2 separate regions of the Homo sapiens genome follow, and region 1 is linked to region 2. The links are chromatin loops, found by intact Hi-C in ENCODE. Cell type or tissue: OCI-LY7. All regions are shown on one strand. Each heading gives the region's core, and the rest is flanking DNA. Links, peaks and the distances in the headings are about the cores only. Region 1 has its middle 430 kb from the start of CSNK1G3. Region 2 overlaps LINC01170 (long intergenic non-protein coding RNA 1170).

Region 1 (12,524 bases), core at 4,525-12,524, 230 kb before region 2:
TAATGCTTGCCAAAGTCTGGGTTGTCTCTCAGACCTTGGCAAGCAACACTGGGTTGTGTAAAAAAAAGTGCAAACAACAACAACAACAACAACAACAAAACCTGTACAGAAGTCACCTTGGGCCATTTGCCTTCCTGTCTGCAAAAAAGATCTAATTGTTGGATAATATTAAAATTAAGGCTCCTTTCCACAGGCCAAGCTGGTTCAAGAGGATAAGAAGACCATGCCCTTGTCCGAAAGAAAATGAGCCGCTTTTTCTCTAAAGTTTCAGGGTGAAAGGAGTTGCAGTGCTTCAGAATGCACTCCAGGGGAGTGTAGGCTGAAGATGATACCCAGCTAGAAACAGAAGTGAGAAAAATTCATCTCGTTAGTCTCCTTCCTTTTGGTGTGACCTGGGATGGAGAGGAAGACAGTGGGGGCATCCCCCCTGCTGTTTTCTCCCCATGGTTCCTGGGTCCTGGCACCTTGTTGAACATGTGACTCATGGTGGCAGGTGTGACCCCCCCCAGCCATGGAACCAGAGGAACTAAGCCATTGGGGTTAGTCGCGCTCACCCAACTGGCTCTAGTTCTCTGCCTGTGATTTCTCTGACTTCCTAGACTTTTGTGACCTGCCTGGCTCCCTGAAAAATGGATCTCAAGAAAAGCTACATAATAGTTGGTCAAGGCCCCTTTAATGAAGGGGGTGTGCTAGATTGAACTCTATATCCTGCTATTATGGCCTGTGCTGAAGTGTTTACTCTTAGAGAATGGTTCCGGTTAACTTCTGAACTTAAAATCTCCTTTCTAATTAAGTGCCACTCTAAATAGAAGCAGAATAAGTGCCTTAAAAGAATGTAGCAACCAAATGACCATTTTCCTTCTGATGGGACAGTATTGAGACTAAAATTTGGCTTTGGAGGGAATTTTACCCCTAATCGTTGAAGGCCGAATTTTCCCATTTACAGAAGCAGCACGAAGCCTGGTTTTTAGTAGAGAGGCGCAAAAAGGGAAGAGAATTGGGAAGCAAGGGTGTTTCAGTAAAGGACTGACAATGTGCCTCATGGAGAGGATCTCTATTCCACTAGGTGGTGCTGTTGACCTTGAAACACCATGTGCTCTCCAGACCAAGGGTGGAGAGAGACCTGGAAATGCCACGTGCTTTCCAGACCAAGGGCAAAGAGAGATGCTCAGTGTCCAGGCGGCAGGGTGGGGGTTGGGGACGGTCTCTGTCCTTAGAAAATCACAAAGATGCCTTCCCCTGAGGTATATTTCCAGTTACTATTACATTCTTTGATCTTGCCAAACAAGATTACTTCCCTGAACTATAGAACTTCCCACACATTGCATACACAGAGAGGATAAGAGGTACGACGATTGCGGACAGAAAAGGAAGAAATTATGATAGGAAAGTGGGAGATCCTGTTGTTGACACCCCATTGGGGCGGTCAGAGGCTGGGGTGAGTCCAGAAGTCTTTGGATAACACTGGCGGGACCCCTGGCCAGAAATCCTCAGTTGCCACAGGACTTCTTCCAGTCCCACGTGACGGCTAAGTCCTTCATGAAAAGAAGCTGGTTTAAACATAGCCAATATGCCCAGCAACCCTTGGGTATTGGAGAATTCTCCATGTTCTTCCGAGCAAGCCTGTTCCCGAATCTTGTAAGGCTGGCATTCATGCTAATCATTTTTAAATGGCTGAAGGGATTCCAGTAATTGGTTTTATTTGGTTCTAAAATGAAGGCCAAAAGCCTCAGAATAAAAGGACAGAGTTGGAGTCCTCTCCTCTACTCTCATCATTTTGATGAATGTTATACATTGGTATCCCAGACGAGCCCCCATTTTGAAGTGGCTATGTTGTCTGGGGTGTGTATACACTGGGGTTTGTTGTCACGTGCCAGGAAAATTTAGGATATGGACACACATGAGGAGTTTAGGAGCAGAGGTTTAATGGGTAGGAGAGAAGACAAAGAGAAACAGCTTCCTCTATAGAGGAAGGGGTCTCCAAGCGGAAAAGACCAGCTGGTGGTGAATCCATCGAGTTTTATAGTCCAGTTTGAGGAAGTGGTGTCTGATTTACATAGAGCTCATAGATTGGTTTGATCAGATATGACGTTTGCATGGTGCGCAGGGAAGCCTAATCTTTTTATGCAACTGGGCTTTCCAGTTGATTAGCGCCATCTTGTCTGCTCCTTTACAGTACACCTGGCTGGCAAAGAAGGGAAGATGGAACCACCATCTTGAACATACCTAATCCTTAGTTCCTGCCAGCATCCACCTGTGCAAACTTCCAGCTTGCAGGGTGCTTTTTGTTAGAAAATGATTTGGGGCTGCTTTTCATTAAAAATAAAAGCCTTACTGAGGACTCCCATACCCTTGCTCTCTGCCTAAGTGATTTTTTCTTAACTCTTATATCAGTGATTTATTCTTTAAATGTAGGGGTGTGTGGCTTAACATTTGTCTAGTATGCCCTTTGGTCCTGTTTTTAATTTGATATCTTATTGCCCCAAAAAGTCTGTTCTTTCAGCCATACAATCTCTATTTTTAACATGAATGCTGGTCAGTTGTGTCTAAACTCAAAAAGGGAGAAGGTATAATGAGATATGTCTGACCTGCTGTCCTGTCACGGCTGGGAACTCAGTGTTAAGGTTTTTTTGGAGTTTCCTTGGCCACAGGGCGTCCCTTCAGTCAGTGGGGGGCTTAGTATTTTACGTTTATAGGCATTAGAAGTTCATTACAATTTTAGCTGGTTTGTCTTTACCTTCATCTGCGGTGGATTTCTTCTTGTCCTACAGCTCTTCCAAAGCTAAAAACCCCCAAAGTTTTTCTCTCCTCAGATGAGCTTATCATGATTAAAATTTACCTCATTTAGATATCTTTGTGCCTTGGGCTTTGTGATTTTAAAAACTAAAACAAAACAAAACTAGAATCTTATTGCTTATCCAGCTTGTTCTCATTATTAGGATAGTAGCAACAGTCTTTTTGTGGCTTTCTACATCTTAATTGGTAGTAGAGTGACCCCACTGGAATTTTCCTGGGAAACTAGTGTTAAGCTAATTAATAATTTTGGCAAAAATTGATAACTCAAAGTATCCAAACTTACCATCCTGAAACATACTCTAACTCTCCACTTAAATGTTTATATAGTTTGACCTGGGTCCTAGTTTTAGCCATTGATCCTAATAATTTTTTCTTAAAGAGTAGTTAAAGATAAGAATGTTTGAATATAGCAGCATTTTTGTTATGTGTAAAACTGAAAAAGCCTAAATGTGTAATAATATGAATGATTTAATACATTACAATTCTTTCCTGTGTTGAATTTTTTTAGTGAAGAAAAATCACATTTTTGACGCCTGTATAACAACATGGAAAAAGTTCAGGTTTTATTTTTTCAAAACATACTTATTGAGAATTTGTTAAATTTCAAATATCATAGCAAGGGCTAACTATGCCTAGATAAATAAAATATACAATGTTTCTGTCTGGATTGAGTTTATAATCTGGTGGAAGAGATAAAGAAGCAAACAAATATAAAATCATAAACCTTGATGTAATACCAAGTAAATGAAAGGGATGATATTTCTAATATCAATCTGTTAGAAACATAAAACCAAATTAATTAGAAAGATGCGGTCATATAACAAGTGGAAAGAAAAACAGTTCAGGCAGTGGGAACAGCATGTGAAGACCCTAGAAAGAGCTAGAGCTGCATATATGGTTTTTGGATTAATGGAAGGTTGCAGGACTAAAAAAAACACATTCAGCAAATAGGGGAGTCAGGACGTAGAAGACTGAATAGAAGTCAGAGATCTGTCCATTCACTGCTTTGCAAGGCTTCAAAGGCAAGGGGTTTAGATTTGTTTCGTAGTGAAAGTGTTTCTCATGTAAGTGTTTGAACTGATTTTAAACACAATCTGGTTTATGTTGTTGCAAAAATAAAAAGTCTTTTGAGTGGAGAATTGATGAAAGAGAGGCATAAGTAAGAAGACTAGACAAGAGGCTACCTGGTAGTCCAGGTGAGAAAGAAAAGTGGCATAAATAGATTGCAGTTTCTTTCATAAACGGCGTCAATATCTGAGACATGTTTTGGAAGTAGAATGGCTAGGATTTTCTAATAATTTGGATGGGGGCATGAAAAGAGAAGTCAGGGTTGATTTCCAGGTTTGTGGCTTAAGGAGAAAATAGGTGGAAAGTGATACTAATTTCTGAGATAAGGGAGATGAAGAGATAGAAAGTGTAGGAAATGGGATGCTTTAAATCAAGTCCTTTGTTTTAGATATGTTGATCTTCATATCCATGTGGGGCTGCCAGCCAGGAAGTTGGATTTGAAGCTGATGGGGAGGTTTAAGCTGAGGCTAATTTAGGAAGCTGTCAGCACATATTTTTAAGTGAGAAAAAGCAAAGCATAATAAAGTATGTATTTTGTGATCTCAATTATAGTGAAGCATATGCAACTATATGCAAAATACAATGTTATTGGCAGTTGTCTATGGGGGTGGAATTATGATTGGATTTCCTTCTTTCTTTGTGACCTTCAATATTTACTGAATATATAAACAAATATTACTTTAAAGGTAATTTATTAGAAGTATTCAGGAGTACAATATAGTCTCTGAGACTCTAGGAATAGCTACTGCTTCCTTCTTTCTTATGATTTCCTTGACCCTCTCTGCATATTGATTTCTCTCCTCCACTCAAAACATTGGGTTTCAATAAGAAAAAAAGCCATCTAAAATACTGTAATAGTCTTTTATTATTTGGTGGTTAGTGTTATAGAAGAGAAACTGAAGTCTTTGTACTTTCTTTTCAATCTACAAACATATATAATAATTCTTGGTATTTGGCTATTATTTTTTCTGTTATTGTTGAATATTTTCAATATGCATTTTCAGAATTTAAAATTTTTTTTACCAATAAATTATTTTCTATTTTTTTTAGAAGTACTAAACTTCATGCCAAAGGATTTATCTATTGAGTATATATGTACACCTCCCACCAACACACACATTGGTCTTCTTTTTGAGCTTCCTTTAATGTCTTTCATCTTTTCTTTAGTTATTTCATTGCCTTTCCTTTTTTTGTGTCTTTTGTATAAGACTTGCCTTTTTGGGAGGTTCCAAGATGACTGAATAGGAACAGCTCCTGTCTACAGCTCCCAGCATGAGTGACACAGAAGATGGGTGATTTTTGCATTTCCAACTGAGGTACCGGGCTCATCTCATTGGGGCTTGTCGGACAGTGGGTGCAGCCCACAGAGCATGAGCTGAAGCAGGGTGGGGAATCACCTCAACTGGGAAGCACAAGGGGTTGAGGAATTCCCTTTCCTAGCCAAGGGAAGCCGTGACAGGCAGTACCTGGAAAATTGGGACACTCCCACCCTAATACTGTGTTTTTCCAACAGTCTTAGCAAATGGCACATCAGGAGATTATATCCCGTGCCTGGCTCGGAGGGTCCCATACCCATGGAACCTTGCACACTGCTGGTACAGCAGTCTGATATCAAACTGCAAGGCAGCAGCGACGCTGGGGGAGGGGCGTCCGCCATTGCTGAGGCTTGAGTAGGTAAACAAAGCAGCCGGGAAGCTTGAACTGGGTGGAGTCCACCACAGCTCAAGGAGGCCTGCCTGCCTCTGTAAACTCCACCTCTGGGGGCAGGGCATAGGCAAACAAAAGGCAGCAAACACTTCTGCAGACTTAAACATCCCTGTCTGACAGCTTTGAAGAGAGTAGTGGTTCTCCCAGCATGGCGTTTGAGATCTGAGAATGGACAGATCCCAAGAAATATGGGACTTTGTGAATAGACCAAATCTACATCTCCCTGGTGTACCTGAAAGTGACAGGAAGAATGGAACCAAGTTGGAAAACACTCTTCAGGATATTATACAGGAGAACTTCCCCAACCTAGCAAGGCAGGCCAACATTCAAACTCAGGAAATACAGAGAATGCCACAGAGATATTGCTCAAGAAGAGCAACTCCAAGACACATAATTATCAGATTCACCAAAGTCGAAATGAAGGAAAAAATGTTAAGGGCAGCCAGAGAGAAAGGTTGGGTTACCCACAAAGGGAAGCCCATAAGACTAACAGTGAGACTAAAGACTCACTGCAAGCTCCGCCTCCCGGGTTCACGCCATTCTCCTGCCTCAGCCTCCCAAGTAGCTGGGACTATAGGCGCCTGCCACCACGCCCGGCTAATTTTTTTTGTATTTTTAGTAGAGACGGGGTTTCACCGTGTTAGCCAGGATGGTCTCGATCTCCTGACCTCGTGATCCACTCACCTCGGCCTCACAAAGTGCTGGGATTACAGGTGTGAGCTACCACACCCAGCCCCATTTTAGTATCTTAATCTCCTCCTTTTAAGTTATTATTTTACAGCTTCTGCAGGTCAAAAGTTTGGGTGCAATAAGCTGGATTTTCTGCTCTGGGTCTCACAAAATGAAATTCCCTGTGTCAGCAGGGTGAGGCTCTTTTCTGGAGACCTTGCAGACCTGAGGTCCCCATCTGTTTGCAGGCTGCCAGCCAGGGTCTGCTGACTGCTCCTGGAAGCTTCTTGCATTCACTATCACAGTGCCTCTCTCATCAAAGCCCCAATGGCATGTAGGCATGTGGGGTCCTCCTTATATCTTGAATCTCTTCTCTCTGGCATTTTTTTTTCTACTTCTCTCTCCTGCTTTTAAAAGCTCACATATATTGCACCCACAGATAATACAGGATAATCTCTTTATCTTAAGGTCAACTGATTAGTAACATTAATTGCATCTACAAAGTCCCCTTTTCCCTGTACCATAACAGAACTCACAAAAGCCAGAGATCATGGAGGCAAAATAATGCCCACATAGGACCCTTCCCAGAATATATGGGAAGGAATGAGAGAAAAGAACAAGGGTGACAGAGACAGATACACATTTAGAGGGCCAAGTCATTTGTTCTTCAACAAAAAGCAAGCATGAGCTGTGTACTGTTACTTTAATTTAACTTACTACAAATAATTAAATGACTAATGTAGTTCAGGATTATGTATGTGATAAACATGCCCTAAAAGATGAAATATTATGCAAAAAATGAGTAGCCTTAAAATCCCTATAAGCTTTATACTGCAGGCATTTTTGTGGCTTTCAAGCAAAAATGTAAGGGTTAGTAAGTTATTTAGGAGAAACAGTCTTCTGGATAGTAGATTCAAAATTAGAGAAGAAAAAAATACCTTTGTTTAGTCTTCTTAATAAGTAGTCATTAAATAAAATATGAGGGTAAATTAGATTTTAGAAGAAGGAAGGAAGGATGAAAGGAAAAAAATTACCAAGTGAGTACATTTCTGTGAGTCAAAGAAGCAAGTTAATTTAAACACATGCACACATAAAATTTATAAAGGTTCAATGAACTGAGTCAGAGTACACATCTGAATTCACCTGGTTTATGTAATATTTGGGGTGGACAGTAAATAAGCACAAACTCCAGAGTATATCTTTCTGAACTATAATTATGTGCACTCTGATTACAATAGAATGCAGACACTATTATCAAAGGAGAACAAACTAAACTAAAAAGCCCATCAGGTTCATGCAGACAGTATCTCTTAGAAGCTGCCTACTTCTAGGTTTTTGCAGTTGACTTTCATGCCAATGCTCTTTCACTTTGCACCCACTTATCATTTTTCAGTTTAAAAAGATGAAATGATGCCAGGGAAAATAAGCCAAAGTTTTTATTGCAACTTTTTTTTTTTTTTTTCTTAAAGAAATCAAAAGCTTCTTGGGAAAAAAAAGCAATGTAAAAGTGGGTTTACAAAGTCTTTCTCTTCTAAAGCTGAACAAAATTCTAAACAAAAAGCAAAGTTTTAAAAAGGCAAAGGAAAAAAGTCACATCACTCTGGAAACTAAGGAATTTTAGTCACATAGAGAATGCATTAGGTAAAGTGGGATGAACACACCAAAACCCAGTATTCAATTCTCTTCAAGAAAGATGTTCATTATTGAAGCTGAGACCACCCCCTTGACCATGCTCCATAAAAGTTATAATCAATCAATAGAATAGAAGATCATGAGACAACATAGTGAACTAGAAAAGTTGTCATCGCTAAAAAAAGTATTGAAGGTCATACACAATTTTAATACTGATGATATAGAATATCAGTTCTTAGAGCCAGTTTTGGCCTTGAGAAAACTACCTTGAATAAAAAAAGTTACCTTGAAGAAAAAGTGAAAACAGGACAAATATATGGAATAAAAGCTGATGAGTATGAAGGCTCCTCCATGAGTGACTGGATTTTCTTAAGAAAAGAAGAAATGGCCAGGCACGGTGGCTCACACTTGTAATCCCAACACTTTGGGAGGCCGAGATGGGCAGATCTCCTGAGGTCAGGAGTTCAAGACCAGCCTGGCCAACATGGTGAAACCCCATCTCTACTGAAAAAAACACAAAAATTAGCTGGGCATGTTGGTGGGTGCCTGTAATTCCAGCTACTTGGGAGGCTGAGGCAGGAGAATCACTTGAACCCGGGAGGTGGAGGTTGCAGTGAGCTGAGATTGCACCACTGTACTCTAGCCTGGGTGACAGAGCAAGACTCCGTCTCAAAAAAGAAAAAAGAAAAAGAAGAAGAAGAAGAAACATCAGCAAGAATAAAAAAAACAAAGTTTTAAGAGAAAAAATTTTTGAGTTAAAAATTTCCTGTTTTCATATCTCAAAATGTTCACCATATATGTTACAGGCAAATTTACTGGAAAAAAAATGATGAATTATCCTAACCAAATACTAAATTATGGAATTCCAAAGAACAACAAGAATAGCTCATTGGTTGTTGAGAATAAATATTAAAAGGAAAGTAAAACTAAATAATGGACAAAAATACCATGATATGTTTCAAAATATATTATCTTTGTTTTTTGGAAAAAATACTATAGTACCCTAAATATATGATACATTTGGTGCTTGGTTTAAAAAAATCCAAAGATTAGTTTAGTTCTCCAAGCCAAATGTACTTGTTCAGTTTTTCCTTTTTCTCTTAGGAGGCCCCAAAGGAGTCTTAATATGTAATAGCATTCTTTCCCATCTAGTCCTGAACAATTTTAGAAAATAACAAAAGTGACACTCATGGTCAGATAAAAAGACGTGGCTTTATCCAAGTCTATTAGCCAAGTATGGTTATCAATACCAGACATCAGAATTAGGCAGAACTATCCATGGAGAGACCCAAACAGGTTTGGACCCAGGCAAGCATCCCCCAGTAGATGAGCCATGGAACCTGTATTCAAACATATGTTACCATACTCAGCTCATTTCCTCCTACCTCTTTTGGTCTCTATGCTGTTCCTGCCTCTTGCTTCCAATTGTAAATGTCAGAGTGTCTGAGGATTTAGACGTTGGATGACATCTGTTCTTCTGACTACACTCATTCTCTAAATGGTCTCATCATGTCCCACAACTTTAAATCCTGTCTCTGAGCTGATGTTAAGCTTAAGCTTTTCCTCTGAACTCCAGAATCATGTGTTCACCCCCCATTCAATCTACTTGGATGTATAATAGGCACCTCAAACTTAATATGTTTAAACTGAACTCTTGATCTTTTCTCCCCACCTTCACCCCAAACAGCTCCTTTCCTAGTCTTTCCCACCTCAGTTAATGGTAAATCCATTCTTCAGTTGTTCAGGTTGAGGACTAAGATCTAATTTTTTTTATCTTGCTCAAATTCCTATCTCAGGTGTGTGGGGACTCATGCCCTAGAAATTCTTATCAGAATTCTTATCAGGGTTTTATTTAGCCATATATATTGGGGCTTACTTTCTAATATGACTCTGGCATAATATTATGAGACACGGAAGAAAATAAAAATATTTTACCCCAAAACATGTTTCTCTGCCATATCTTGAAATGGCTCTGCAAAGCCATCCTTTGTGGGAGAAAATCTGCATCTGTAAGGAATCTCTATTAACATAGCTAGATCTTTTACTTCCAGGCCCTCCCAATCCTGAAGAGATTAACTAAAAGTCTAGTACCTTTCAAAGATCTGAATAGGAAACATTTGTCATTTATTGTCTCTAAGGGGAGCCACTATAAGACTTCAGAAGAACCTTGGTCTCCACAATCTTTGATCTTAACCTGAACATTTCCTTTCTGTGATCCCAGGTCTTTAGACAAACTCAACCAATTGTGAACCAGAAAATGTTTAAATTGACCTATAGCCTGGAAGCCCCCACTCCCCTCACCTTTGAGTTGTCCTGCCTTTCTGGACCAAGCCAATGCATTTCTTAAATGTATTTAATTGATGTCTCATGCCTCCCTAAAATGTATAAAACCAAGCTGTACCTCGACCACCTTGGGCACATTTTCTCAGGACCTCCTGAGGGCTGTGTCATGGGCCATGGTCACTCATATTTGGCTCAGAATAAATCTCTTCAAATATTTTACAGAGTTTGACTCTTTTCACCAACAAGGTCAAAACCTTTTAAATCCTTGATATCTATCTTTCTGTACGCTGCATGTAATGTATCAGCAAATTTTGTCAGTCATACTTCAAATAAATCCAGAATCCAGCTCTTTCTCACAACCTTCACTGCTAGCACCATCATCACTCCTCTGGATTATTGCAATAACTGCTTAACTCTAATCCCTTTTTCAGTGCCCCTACCCTCCACAAGTCTTATCTCAGGAGTTAAAACACAAGCCAAATTAGGCTGCCTCTCTGCTCCAGTCACTCTGCATTCCTTGCTGTTCTTCAAACTCAGGAGACATTCTCTGCTTTAAGGCCTGTCTTAGTTATTTAGGCTATTATAACAAAATTCTATAAACTGGATAGCTTATAAAGAGCAGAAATTTATTTCTCAGTTCTAGAGGCTGGTAACCCTAAGATCACGGCACTGGTGGATTCAGTGTCCAGTGAGGGTCTGCTTTCTGTTTCATAGATGGTGACTTCTCACCATCTTCACATGAAAGAACAGGCAAGGCAGCTCTCTGGGAGCATTTTATAAGGGCATTAATCCGATTCATGAGCGCTCCACTCTCACGACCTAACCACCTTCCCAAAGGCCCCAGTTCCTAATACCATGTTGGTGATTAGATTTCAACATATAAATTTTGGGTGGGGGCGCAAACATTCAGAACATAGCAGGACCTTTGCACTATTCCAGAGCAATTTTCTGAGAACGCTTTTCTCTCAGATATCCACAAACTTCTGTTACTCACTTTTATATGGTGCTATTTACAATCACTGTCCCAGTGAGCCTTTCCTGGGCAGTGTATCTCAAATTTCAGCCCTGAAACTTTTGATATTTCTTCTCGCTAATTTAGTTTTTTTTTTTTTAAATGTGTCACTTTAAAAATACTTGTTTAATTTATTATGTTTGTTTTCCACCTCTCCTATTGGAATGTAAGAGATTTTAAATTCACTGGAATTCCAGTGCCTAGAACAGGGTCTGACACACAGAACCACTGTTGTTAAATGGGAGAATGAATTAACAGCTCACACTCAAGGGGAAGAAGAGCTGAACTGAGCCAAGCATGCTTAGATTTCCCCAAATTTACCATCAGATCAGGCCCTTCTCCTAAAGCAGAGTGAGTAAAGGAACAGAAGGTAGGCCACAGGGGCTGTAGTTCACAGAGCACACAAAAGGCAAGATTCAGAATGGGGAGTAAGATATCCTATAATATTGTTTTTGTTTCTATATTCTTAATTAAAAGCCAAGATAATGATGTCGTTATAATCTGAGATAATCTAAAACAGGGGCCTTCTAACTACAGCCTGAGGGCCAAATCTGGCTTGCAACCTGTTTTCCATATGGCCCCTCAGAATTGCTTTTACATTTTGAAAGTATTAAGTAAGGGGATAAGAGAAGGAGGAGGAAAAGGAGGACAAGGAGAAAAGGGAAGAGAAGCACATCTTTCTCCTCAAGTTCCTAAACCTCCATCAAACAAGCGAGCTTGCCTTTTGAGTTCAATTTTAATTTTTCATAAAGAGATGTTGTGTCTGGAATTGGTGGGTTCTTGGTCTCACTAACTTCAAGAATGAAGCCGTGGACCCTCGCAGTGAGTGTTACAGTTCTTAAAGGTGATATGTCCGGAGTTTGTTCCTTCTAATGTTTGGACTTGTTTGGAGTTTCTTCCTTCTGGTGGGTTCCTGGTCTCGCTGGCTTCAGGAGTGAAGCTGCAGACCTTCACTGTGAGTGTTACAACTCTTAAGGTAGCGCATCTGGAGTTGTTCATTCCCCCGGGTAGGTTCATGGTCTCACCGGCCTCAGGAGTGAAGCTGCAGACCTTAGTGGTGAGTGTTACAGCTCATAAAGGCAGCGTGGACCCAAAGAGTGAGCAGCAGCAAGATTTATTGCAAAGAGCGAAAGAACAACGCTTCCACAGTGTGGAAAGGGAACCAGCGGGTTGCCATTGCTAGCTCAGGCAGCCTGCTTTTATTCCCTTATCTGGCCCCACCCACATCCTGCTGATTGGTCCATTTTACAGAGGGTGATTGGTCTGTTTTACAGAGAGCTGATTGGTCCGTTTTGACAGGGTGCTGACTGGTGTGTTTACAATCCCTGAGCTAGACACAAAAGTTCTCCAAGTCCCC
Region 2 (12,847 bases), core at 2,387-10,386:
ACTTAAAGAACAATCCAAGAACTATATAGCCTTATAATGTTATTTAACCTCCACTTCATTCTTTGTATTCTTGTGATATGTTTTAATTCAACATATATTATAAGCCCCACAGTCCATTATAATTGTTTCGGCTTTAAACGGTTAATAGCATTTTAAAGAAACTTAGCAATCTGAAGGTTCTGGGAAGACCAAATTTAGATTTAAAGATGCTAAGGCAGCCAGGACCTGAGAGAGGCCAAGTTCCCAGGGATAATATTAAAAGAATTGAGCCCAACAGTCTGAGTCTTTTTTTCCCCTTGAGGCATTTGCCGATTTGTATGTACTGTAGGCTGAAAGGTAGAGAGCAGAGCAGAAATTAGCTGCTATGAGATTAAGAATCGAAACATGATTTTTGTCAGTTTTGTAATTCTGGGGAGATAAAAAATGGAATTAAAAGATCACCGAAAGAATGGGCTTCTAATAAAAACCTCGAGCCTTCAACTGAACTCCAGAAGAGCTGCAGTCTAAGAGTGCGATTAAACTGGAAATAGATCAGCTTTACAAAGACTGAAACATGGCACTGAATAAGCTCAGTCTCTGTTTGGATTAAAGTAATCCATGCCTGGGCTAATTGCCTCCCAGAAGCTAAGGAAATCCTCTCTAGAAAAAGGTAACATTTTCTAGAAACCGTAAATTTTGTACATGATTTCCATAATTTAAGTTAAACAAAAAATTACCAGGAATACAAGAAAAAAAATGAGGAAAAAAAAATAGGACCTGATGCACATGTGATTCAGGTATTGGTTTTAATACATAGACTTTGAAATACCCATGGTTAATATATTAAAGATAATAGATGATAAGATAGATAAATCAACCAGAAAATGGAAATTTATATCAAAAGAATAAAATGGAAATTCTAAAACTAGAAAATAGCATCTAAAATAAAAAAATACAATAGATGTCACTGATCATCCACCAGAATAGCTAAAATTAAAACTACTTATTACCATGACCGTGTTGTAAGTGACAGTGACAATGTGGAACAATCAAAACTCTTGCACATTGTTAGTAAGTGTGTGAAACAGCACAACAACCTAGGAAAAAGATATGACAGGTCCTTATAAAACTAAACATGTACCTTTCCCGTGATCCAGCGATTCTATGCCTAGGTATGTAACCAAGAGAATAAAAAACATATCATTGCAAAAAAAAAAAAAAAACTTGTGCAAGTGTATTTGTAACAGCTTTGTTCATAGTAGCTCAAAACTAGAATCAGTTCAGTTATCCATCAACAGAATGGATTAAAACCAAACTGTGAAATAGTCATACAGTATACTACTACTCAGCAATAAAAGAGAATGAACTGTCATTTTAGTTTGAATTGTGTCTTCCCAAAAAGATACTTTAAAGTTCTATCTCCAGCACCAAAGAATGTGACCTTGTTTAGAAATAGGGTGATTATAGGGGAAAATGAGGTTAAAATGAGGTCATGGGTCAGATGCGGTGGCTCACACCTGTAATCCCAGCACTTTGGGAGGCCAAGGCGGGTGGATCAACTGAGGTCAGGAGTTCAAGACCAGCCTGGGCAACATGGTGAAACCCCATCTCTACTAAAAATACAAAAATTAGCTGGGCACAGTGGCGCATGCCTATAATCCCAGCTACTTGGGAGACTGAGGCAGGAGAATTGCTTGAGCTCGGGAGGCGGAGGTTGCAGTGAGCCAAAATTGTGCCATTGCACTCCAGCCTGGGCAACAAAGCGAGACTCTATCTCAAAAAAAAAAAAAAGAGGTCATTAGGGTGGGTCCTAATCTATATGATTGATAATCTTATAAAATGGGGAAATTTGGGCACAGAGATAAACATACGGAGGAAAAATGATGTAAATACACAAGGAGAAGACAGTCATGTGGCTGAAGTAATGCATCTACAGGCCAAGGAACGCAAGGGTGGCTGGCAAACACCAGAATCTAGACGAGTCAAGGAAGGACTCTGTTCTAGAACTGTAAGAGAGAGCATGACCTTGCCAATACCTTGATTTCAGACTTCTAGCCTCCAGAAGTAGCAAACTTCTATTGTTTTAAGCCATCCAGTTTTTGATACTTAATTTACAGCCATCCTATGAAACTAATATAATTATTTATGCATTTAACAACATGAATGAATTTCAAAAGTGTTATGTTGAGTAAAAAATTCTTACATAAAATAATACACTTTCTAGGAAGTCTAGAACAGGCAAAACTCATCTATGGTGAAAAAAAAACATTCAGACCAGTGCTTGCTCATTGGTGTAGACACCGGGATTGACTGGAAAAGGGGATGAGAAAACTTTCTAGATGATGATAAAAATCTCCTATATCTTATGGGTTCTATGTCTTATAAGTTGAATTGTATTCCCCCAGAAATATGTGTTTATACAAGTGTTTGCATTTATCAACACTCAGGAAATAAAGGTTTAAGATTTATGCAATTCATTGTGCATAAATTCTACCTCAAAAGAAATAAAATCTGTAAACAACAAATACAGAATTCTAATTAATGATATGCATTCTAAAGTATTTAAGGGAAGTGCACTGATATCTGCAATTTAATTGGAAATACATTGAAAAGTAAGATGATTGTTAAATTGACAGAGAGATAAGATAACATAAGTATAATATAATATTAATGGTAGAATCTATTTGGTAGATAGATATATGGGTACTTAATATAAAATTTTTTCAACAGTTCTGTGTTTGACTGTTTTCATCATAGAATGTTGCACAATAAAAGAGGGTAGCATAGGAATTTATAAGCAAATTATATATAGCTGAAGAGAGGTTTAGTCAGACTAATACCTACAGTAAAAAAGCGAATAAAAATACAGAAAGAAGCATAAGTGGGACTAGACTCAGTGATAAAGTCTAGCATAGGTATAATTGGAGTTCTAGAGTAGAAAGAGAAAGAGAATGGACTAAATGCTGTTTTAAAAAAGATAATAGCTGAGAATTTTTCAGAGCAGATGAAAGACTTCAAGCTACATGTTGACTTAACACAATGAAATGCCAGCAGGATAAATATGAAGAAAAACACAACTAGGTACATCTAGTTGAACTATTGAAAGACACAAATGTCTTAAAGAATTCAGAGAAGCAACAATAAGACTGAGAGCTGACTTCTCAATAGAAATGATGGAAGCCAGAAGTCAATGGAATGACATTTTAAATATGAGGCACATGGATAGAGCTAGCAATTATTAGGCTCCTCCTATTGTGTACTAGGCTCTAGGCCAAACTCTTTACAAACATTATCTCATTTAGTCCTCACACTCTCCCAAAGAGATCAAATTCATATCTCCATTTTAATGAAAGGAAATTGAGCCTTGAAAAAGTTAATGATTTACATAAATTCAGACAGCTAACCAGTGGTAAAGATTGAAACTTCACTGTGACAGGTTCCAACATATTTACCCTATATATTATGAAGCTTCCTGTCTGCTTTCATATCTATCCCTATGGGTCTGCTTAGGCTCTGTGTCCACGCACTTCCTGGTTTGGCAATCTCATTGCCAAGTCTTGTAGTAGTTATGACAATATGCCAGAGTTAATAATGCAAAGGAGAAAGAGAGAGAAAAATAAATGTGGTGGAATGCTAGTATCTAATATTGGATAACAAGGATACAGATCACATTATTGTATGGTACCACAGACTGTGGAGAGAATACCCTTAATTGGCATCTTTTCTTTGAATGCAATATATCTAATCTCCATTTTGACCCTATAGTAAATGAATGAAATGCTACCTGTGTGTTGTTAGCACCATATTGTGAAGTGTATATTATTATAGAAAATTGACAAGCTGATGAGCTGTTCTTTAGCTAAGAGAATATCCTATTTTTAATTTATATTATTTCATAAGGAAATGTGCTGATGACAGCTTATTTCAGTGGCAACTGCCGATGCATAACCTTTTTGCTAGACAACATTATATCAGTATGACAATATTTTTTAAATTATACTAAATACTAGGAATGTGTTTTCAAGAATATTTGAGAAATGAGTATATAAGATTATAAATGAGTATACAAAAATATTTCTTAATATATTAGCACATATAGGAGATTTTATTGGGGAAATGCATCTTTTATAATGAGGTAATCTTTATGTTCAATAATATTTTGTTTTTATGTATTTTTTCTTTAAGCCTATAATAAGATGTAAGAATATCTCTTCAGAATACATTTATATGTGTAGATGAATACACAAATGTGTGTATGTATATATTGATATGCATATAGACAAAAAATTCCGAAGTTAGAACTTAAATATGTATACATACACATATGTAATTATATATGTCTAATTTTATATAGAAAATATATATAATTTAAATTAAATATAATTATATATGTGTGTATATATACACATATCAAAATACTTGTGTGTATTTGTGTGTGTATATATATATAGTTGTGTGTATATACACATATACACACAAGAATTTTGATATAGCCTGAATTTTTCTAGGAGTCACTAATCTATGGTTCAAATAAAGTTATTTATTAATAGTGCTCAAATTTCGCCATTCTATTGCTCATATACTAATGAAGCCACCTCAAAATCTAAGCCAGCTGGTTCTAGGAGAATGAGTGGGAATGGAGTTTGGGGAGCTCATAAAGAGTATTGTGTTCTCTGTTCTCCCACTCATTGACACTTCCATGAAGCTCACCGGGGATCCCATATCACCAACTCACAGCCAACCTGACCACAGCAAGAGTGATATATTCATTCAGGTGCCATCCACTGGATACTCCCAAAGTGCTCACCATCCAAGGAGCCTGAGCACTGCTGCGCTCCACTTTTTTGTCCACAAAGCAGGTGTATTAGTCTGTTCTCACACTGCTCTAAAGACACTACCTGAGACTTGGTAATTTATAAAGAAAAGAGATTGAATTGACTCACAGTTTTGCATGTCTGGGGAGGCCTCAGGAAACTTAAAATCATGGTGGAAGGCAAAGGGGAAGCAGGCACCTTCTTCACAAGGTAGCAGGAGAGAGAGCACAGGGGAAACTGCCCAGCCCACAAAGCCATTTTTCCCTTCTAGGCCTCCAGGCCTGTGATAGGAGGAGCTGCTGTGAAGGTCTCTGAAATGCCCTGGAGACATTTCCCCCATCGTCTTGACTACTAAGATTCAGCTCCTCCTTGTGCAAATTTCTGCAGCCGGCTTGAATTCCTCCCCAAAATATGGGTTTTGCTTTTTTACCATATGGCCACCCTACAAAATTTCCAAATCTTTATGCTCAGCTTTCCTTTTAAATATAAGTTCCAACTTCAAACCATCTCTTTGTGAATGCATATAACTGAATACTTTCAGAATAAGCCAAGTCACCTCTTAAACACTTTCCCCACACCTAGGTTTTAAGCTCCCTGAGTTCAGGGACTATGAGTATTTTCTGTTTCCTACAACTTCTGGTCCAGTGATTTAAATAAAGATGCTCAATAAATTTTGGCTAATCATGTATAATAGAAATCAAATTAAGATGCACAGAAGGTAAGAATCTTTTCAAAGTTTACATAAAATTATCTAAAAGTATATTATGTAGTTAAACATGAGGAATATAGAAATCAAAGAAAAATTTGATAACCTTTAAATATATACCACTTGACTATTTTTATGACTTCAGACACAATATTTCTGGGGCACATAGTTATCCATTTTGGATAACATTTGGAAGTTGTTGGACAAAAAGGTAAAACTTAAAATTTTTTTCAAAACGTGTAAAAAATGAAAAAAGTGTTTTCTCTAAGGAAATCCATTTTACAAGTGAAAATTTCTTTGTCCAAGTTCTCTCTATCAGGAGTAATTTAATTTTCTTCATAATTTAGGCAGAAATAAGTAAGTTTTTCTTGGATTCAAACATCAGCAAGCAATACAAAGACATTATTAGTATGTTTTGTAATCTTCACCAAGACTGTGAAATAGAAACTAACTGGAAAAAAAGTTGCTTTAGAAAGAGCAATGTAGAAACTATTCATATGGGGGATGAGGAGGCACATAAATGTAACATATAAAAATTTATCAAAGATAAAATAATAATTTAATGCCTATATCTTTGGAGACAACAAATACTTAAATAGAGATATATTCTTCCATTCAAAAAATACTTAGAAAGGTCTAGAAATAGTCTAGTGATAAATGAGATATATCTATACTTACAATGTAATATGCATCTCTCTAGAAATTTATTTGTTAACATGGAAACTTGTTCATCATATATTAAAGTTTTAAAAAACAATTAAAAATAATACATTGTGTAATTGTATCTATGTAGAAAAATAAGAAATATATATGTATATAATATATACATAATACATAATACATATATGTATTATGTATATATTATATACATATATACATAATACATATATGTATATATTATATACATAATACATGTGTGTATATATGTATATATTATATACATATATACATAATACATGTGTGTATATATGTATATATTATATACATAATACATATATGTATATATAATATATAATATATACATACTACATATATGTATATATAATATACATTATATACATATATACATACTACATATATGTATATATTATATACAATATATACATATATACATACTACATATATGTATATTATATACAATATATACATATATACATAATACATATATGTATATATTACATAGTATATAATATATACATAATACATATATGTGTATATATTATATACTATATACATATATACATAATAATATATGTATACAGTATATACTATATACATATATACATAATTAATATATGTATATATTATATAGTATATACTATATACATAATACATATATGTATATAGTATATACTATATAATATATACATAATACATATATGTATATATAATATACTATATAATATATACATAATACATATATGTATATATATTACATATACATTATATAGTATATATCCATATCTATAGTATATATTTATGGAGAGAGAGAGAGAGAGTCTCTGAAGGAAAGTGTCTTGAATGCTGTAAGTGCCCCTTCTATATCACTTTTACTGGACCAGTGCACCCACACTCTGACTGCTGCTATGAGTTTTGCCTGCTGAGGCTCACCACTGCCACCTTTCTCTGAAGAATTGTCCTTGGCTAAAAAGGAACTGCCTTGCTCAGAGTTAGAATGCCCTGTCCCAGGAGGCATCTTGCAATCAATGACAGAGAGTACAAATGCCTGGCCTCATGCCTCAACTAACTCTGTAGTGCCAACTGTGCTCTGAATTTCCCATGAGACCAGAAGCATGAGACTTCAGCCAATTTCACAAGCTTTCACAGCTCCTTCCCCTGCCATATCCTATCACTTCTCCTGCCCCAAGAGCACTCCCTCAATTAATCATGTGTGTCTGATTCCCTGTTGTAGGTTGGGCTTCTAGGAAACCAGCCCTGAGACATACATAAAATGTTAAAAGTAGTTCTACAGGTACTGGAATTAGAGATCATTTTTAGGTTATTTTTCATGCTCTTCCTGATTAAACTATTTTTAGGATTTTATTTGGTAGAACCTCAAAATATAGAAAAAAAGAAAGTTCAAAGAAATTGAACATATTTTATTTTAATATAATAATATGTGTTCATTTAAATAAGACCAAATTTCTTCAGGATCCTTCAGGAAAGAATAAAGTAAGTATGTCTCCTCTTTGAATATTCCCAAATTATTAATAATAAATTATTTCCTGATGCCAGTTTTAGTCTTTAGATTCTAAGATTTTACATTAGATGAAATATAAATACTAATTGGAATATTATTGATCTTTTTCAACTTCCTCCTCATAGTAGCTTCAATAAGCATATTATTATACTAGATAACTTGAAAAAGCATCTCATTTTCTTTGACATTTTTTCTGTTACTTATATCTAGATCACAAAATCACACAAGTCTTGGCAAAGAAAGTTTTGAAACTTTGTGGAAGTTTTTGGCATTATCTATGTCATACTTGAAAATCATTTGTTTTAGTCATATAATACACTTAGTATTTTTTCTGGACACTATGGTAGCCATGTTACCTGTTTTTACCTTAATCCTCACAGCAGCCCTTCAGCAATATTATTATTCGTAATTGAGAATCAGAAACATTAGGTGCATTATACAAGGTCTCATATCTGAGGGTACCATATCCATCATACCACTTCTTCCTTTTGAAGGAAACCAGAATATTTCACCCCAAAATGTGTTTCTTTTGCATATTTGGAGACAGCTTTTCAGAAAAGCTGCATACACAAGAATAGCCCTGAAAAGCTGTCTTTTGTGGAAAAGATTTGCATCTGTAGAGGAAATCTACATTAGTGAAATGAAGTAAACAGCAGATGCAAATAGGCTTTTTCTAAGCACCTCCCCCCAGCTCTCATCCAGATTCAGGAAGGGTAACTCATAAGAACAGGAGATGAAAGTTTGACACTTTAAAAGGTCTGGCAGAAGAACTTTTACTACAGGTCATCATTTATCCCTCAAAGGCAATTCTGAGAGATTACTTGATTGGGCTTTATTTGCATAAGACAACCATTGTTCATAGTGAAGTTCTGCCCCTCACCTTTCCCTACACAACCTCCTCTAGAGCTCAGAGAAAGTTGGTCCTAGGCTATTGTTTATTTGGGCTTATTCATTTCCCCTGAAAATAATTTATTTCTATATCCCCACATCTCTTCTCTCCTCAGTAGAAATGGTATTTAAGCATCAACCATCTGGCCCTTTTTTTTGAGTTTTTACATTTTGTATAATTCCTGTGCACATGTGTGTGAAATAAATGTATTATCCCTTTTTCTTGTTAACCTGTCTTTTGTTTTAAGGGTGTCAGTCATGACCCCTTATGATGGGGAAGAAAAGGATCAACCCCTTTCCATTCCTAAAGTTCTCTTATACAAAGTCACATGATCAGACTTACTACTTTCTCCTTCAGTGTATTTCAGTGTATTTCATTTTTTCCTATGTGTAATCACCAAAACTGACTACAAAGTTTTCCTAAATAAAGTGACAAGTTCTTATCTAAAATAATCAAAATTCAAATAACTTTTAGGGGAAATCTTAATAAAGGATAACATTATTTTAAGGACATCCCTCAGAGCTCTAATGATAAATGAAATTATATTACATTTCTCAATAAAGAGGAAACTATGTTCTCCAAAGCACATAAAATTAGTTCCAAAATTAAAAATTCAGAAGTTAGACTTCAATGAATGCCATCAATTAATTTTTATAAAAGAACTAGAACCATTTTGAAAAAAAGTTCAATTGTCTTCTAAATGAAAATTAGATAAATAACTTCGTTTTATTGAGAAAAATTATTATGATCTGAGAGACAGACCTAGCAGGCTTTTTAGGCTTCAATTAAAAACATTAATTCTCCAGGGTAGTCCACCAAATCTTTAATCCACAAATGAGCAGAGCTCAAAGAGTATTTCACCTATAGAGCAAAGGAGCAGTAGTTGACAATGATGCTTCTTTATATTTGTGATTCCATTGCCTTCAGCAATAATGATTTAAAAAAAAATACTCTGACAATGATCAAATAAATATTTAAGTTCTTAAAGGCTCCAGGTACTATTTTGTAAATTGTACCCCACAATTGAGAATCTGATGGAACCTTAAAACACTGAACATGTTTCCCATGTGATTTACACTTTCCCAAACTTCAGTTGCAATCTTCTAACCACTTGAAAAGTCTCCACCTGTTCAATTCTTCATACAATGAATTAAGAATGAAAAGAGCTGCTCTTTGTTACTATGTTGTTGGCACAGAAATTTATAAAGATGCTAAGATACTGTGTAGATTATTGATCCTCTATACCTGAGAATCTGACCAGTAATACAAAAAAGACACAGAATTTCAGCCCTTTTACAGTTATTTTTTTCTTTTGCATTTTCATTTTCACTACTTTTCTTTGAACTACATATAGGAATGTAACAATAAGGAATTTTTGTATGCCTGGCTATCCTGTTCATGACTCTATTTTTTTTCATTACCAAAAAGCATTTTACAGTGTGCATTAAAATAATTTAAGGAACTAGAAACACCTTATGAATGCTACAGAACAATTTATGATAGAGCTAAAAGTGACCAACTCACTTGTTCCTATTTTCTCAATGGTTCAAATAGCCCAAATCCCAAACATATTCCAACCAAAACAAAATGGAAGAGCCATTTTCAGTGCAGTGTCACTCATTTTTTTTGCTTTTTTTTTTTTAAGACATGGAAGCATTTGCCAAAATGGGATCTCTGTAATAACAAACCACAGGAAAAAAAAAAAAAGTAAAACATCTCTGCACAGTGATGGTATACTATTACATTTAGCCTACCCACGCAAATTGGTCCCAGCAGTTTTCTCTTTAATTCATGATTTATGGAAACATCTGAGATTATAAAATTAACCAAACAAAAACAGATGCTGTAATTGTGAGGGGCCCAATTCTTGGATGAATACCAGAGCTAAACATTAGTATATGGAGTGGAAACATTTTAACTTAAGTTCTTATATATCAGTTCACAAGCTGATGTAAATATTCCACATGAAAATAACTATCTAAACAGCTTGGAGAAATAAAATTATGTTCACATAAGTGGCCCATTTTTCTCTCCTTCAAAAGGAAGGCAAGGCTATTAAAATGATAATTTCCTCAAGTTTTTTAATTAATAATATAAAATCTCCCACCTATATTTACAACTTCTAGGAAAGAGAGGGAGGAAGCATATCTTAGATACAACTCCCAAATTGTGCTTTTATATTACTCTGGGGCGATACATAATAACTCCATTGCCACGTAGTTTGCATATTTATTGCAGAAGACCCATTCTGAGCAGTATTTAGCATTCGGTCAGAAAGAGCTCCAACTGAAAGGAAAAAGAACACCTTTGCCTTTGAAGTAAGAGTAACTATTTAAAGGTAGTAGAAAATGTCTTTCTAGACTAGACTACCCCTAGACATTGTAAAAGCCCTGGAAATTATCCCTAGGAAAGAGAGCTATAAAAAAATGAAGTTTGCTGGTTGTGTTTCCATTTAAGGTCTGGGTGTGGTTGTAGCAACTGACTCCTTGTGGCTACGCCTTTGCAGAGACTGCTTTTAAAGTATAAATACAAAGGAAATTAGAGACTTAAAACCAGTCAAAAATGTGTTCTTTTTAGGAATGAAAGGCCTTTAAGTGATCTAAGATGCTTTTTCTGTAAAGCAGTAGGTTTCTTTGAATACAAGAACACATGGCAAAGGCTATGGTTCTAAGACTGGGGAAAAGGACTTTGTAAACACACTCAGAGAAATGTCAGGATAATACCTCCAGGGGACTTCGGCCAAGATTTGTTTATTGGATTTCCACAATTGAACCAATCATGATTAAATTGCCTTAGGGCAAAAGTTCAAAGGGCTAACAATCAGAATGCATAAAAAGTAGAACAACTGGCATATATTAAAATAAACAAGATGTCATGTAAAGAGATGTGTCTTTCAATTCTTTACAGTTCGGCTTGTAGAAGGTCATTAAACAAGGAATAATGTGGGGAACAAAGAATCCCACAAACAAGAGCCATCCACAAAGTCTAATTCCTTCTTGAGTTCTTTACAGATGAAATGTGGTAACTGTTAGCTAGAGCCCTCCAGCTGATTTATATTTCTATGAAGTTAAATAGGCAGTGTTTCCCACAGTCTATTCCAGAGAACATGAAATCCATGGAATGTTAATAAACATTGGCAACCCACTCTCTTTCCCTACCAAGGTGATTCATCCAGGAAACATGGATTTAAACCTGGTTACCAGGTTCTCTATTTTCCTAGAATCTAGGCTTTCAAAGCTTATTTGATCCCAGAAACCTCTTTTCTTAGTAGAATCTTGCAGGAATAGTGTTCATTAGAATACACTGGGAGAAACACAAACCTAAGTGGACTAGTGTACAAGTTTCATACTAGGCCCAAAGGTGAAGAAAGCTAGTGGTGGGTCCGTGGTAGGTCCATGCTGGCCCCCAAGTCCCAGGCAGTGCATTTTTCCTCCACCTAAAGAGCCCAGACCCTCATGCTCTTCTCTGTCAAAGGTGGATCTGACTCAGCTTAAAATACGGTAATGTACGGGCAAAGGGAAATTTTCCCCTTCACCCTCTACACGTTTGCCTAAAAATCAGCTCACAAAAGGCAGACATATGGATAAAAGGGATACAGATTTACTTAATGTCTATATACGGGAGACTTTGTGTCTATGTGTAGGAGACTTCAGAATGAAAACCCAAAGCTATAGGAGAAATTGTCCATTTTCATGCTTAGGTTCAACAAAGTGTGGAAGCTGTGTAGAAAGATGATTGGACAAAAGGCCATGATCTAATGCTAATGGACTGAGCGGGGAAACCCAGCAAGGCCTGTCTAGATTCCTGTTGCCCTCTCCAAGCACACATTCCTTCCTTCTGGGTGTGGAGCAGGACCCTCTCTGAAATGGGAATCTTATTATCTATAGTCAAACAAGGTAGGCCAGATAATTTGTTGATGGCCAGTTTTTACACAGAAAGTCAGGGGAAAGTTAGAGTAATAATTTTAGGTTTTATGGCTGGCTTTTGTTTTGGTTTCTGTGACATGCCTAGGGGAAGAGAGATTCTAGTTTCTATGACCAGCATCAGGGGAGAATGAAACTGAGAGACAGGAGGGCAGGAGAAGATCAGAGAAAAACTTTTGCTTCTGAGGCCTTCAATTTGCAGTATTGTTTTCTGAGCCCTAATAGTAAAAATGTGTGATGATAGCTTGAGAGTTTTCTTTTGCAAATACATTTGCATAGTAACAGAACAGAAACTTTGATGTGAGAGAATCAAATTCTTAGAGATATTTTAGGCAA

What was found. A loop is a pair of places that touch in the nucleus more often than their neighbours do. Peaks named below come from ENCODE experiments on the same cell type or tissue, not always from the same donor. Only the 100,000 strongest peaks of a DNase experiment are listed, where the experiment ranks them.
Region 1: a loop joins it to region 2, with 2.1 times the contacts of the local background. A loop is called at or near these places in 2 of 110 quality-filtered maps.

What each region holds. Positions count from the first base shown.
Region 1 is chr5:123,936,311-123,948,834 of GRCh38, forward strand. No RefSeq gene overlaps it. Among named protein-coding and RNA genes, the nearest start is that of CSNK1G3, 430 kb to the left of the region's middle. In OCI-LY7, for the core only: no CTCF peak of the experiment used is centred there; no DNase peak of the experiment used is centred there.
Region 2 is chr5:124,169,690-124,182,536 of GRCh38, forward strand. All of the region lies in intron 4 of LINC01170 (long intergenic non-protein coding RNA 1170), which reads right to left. Among named protein-coding and RNA genes, the nearest start is that of LINC01170, 260 kb to the right of the region's middle. In OCI-LY7, for the core only: CTCF peaks have their summits at 7,142 and 7,370; a DNase peak (open chromatin) is centred at 7,142.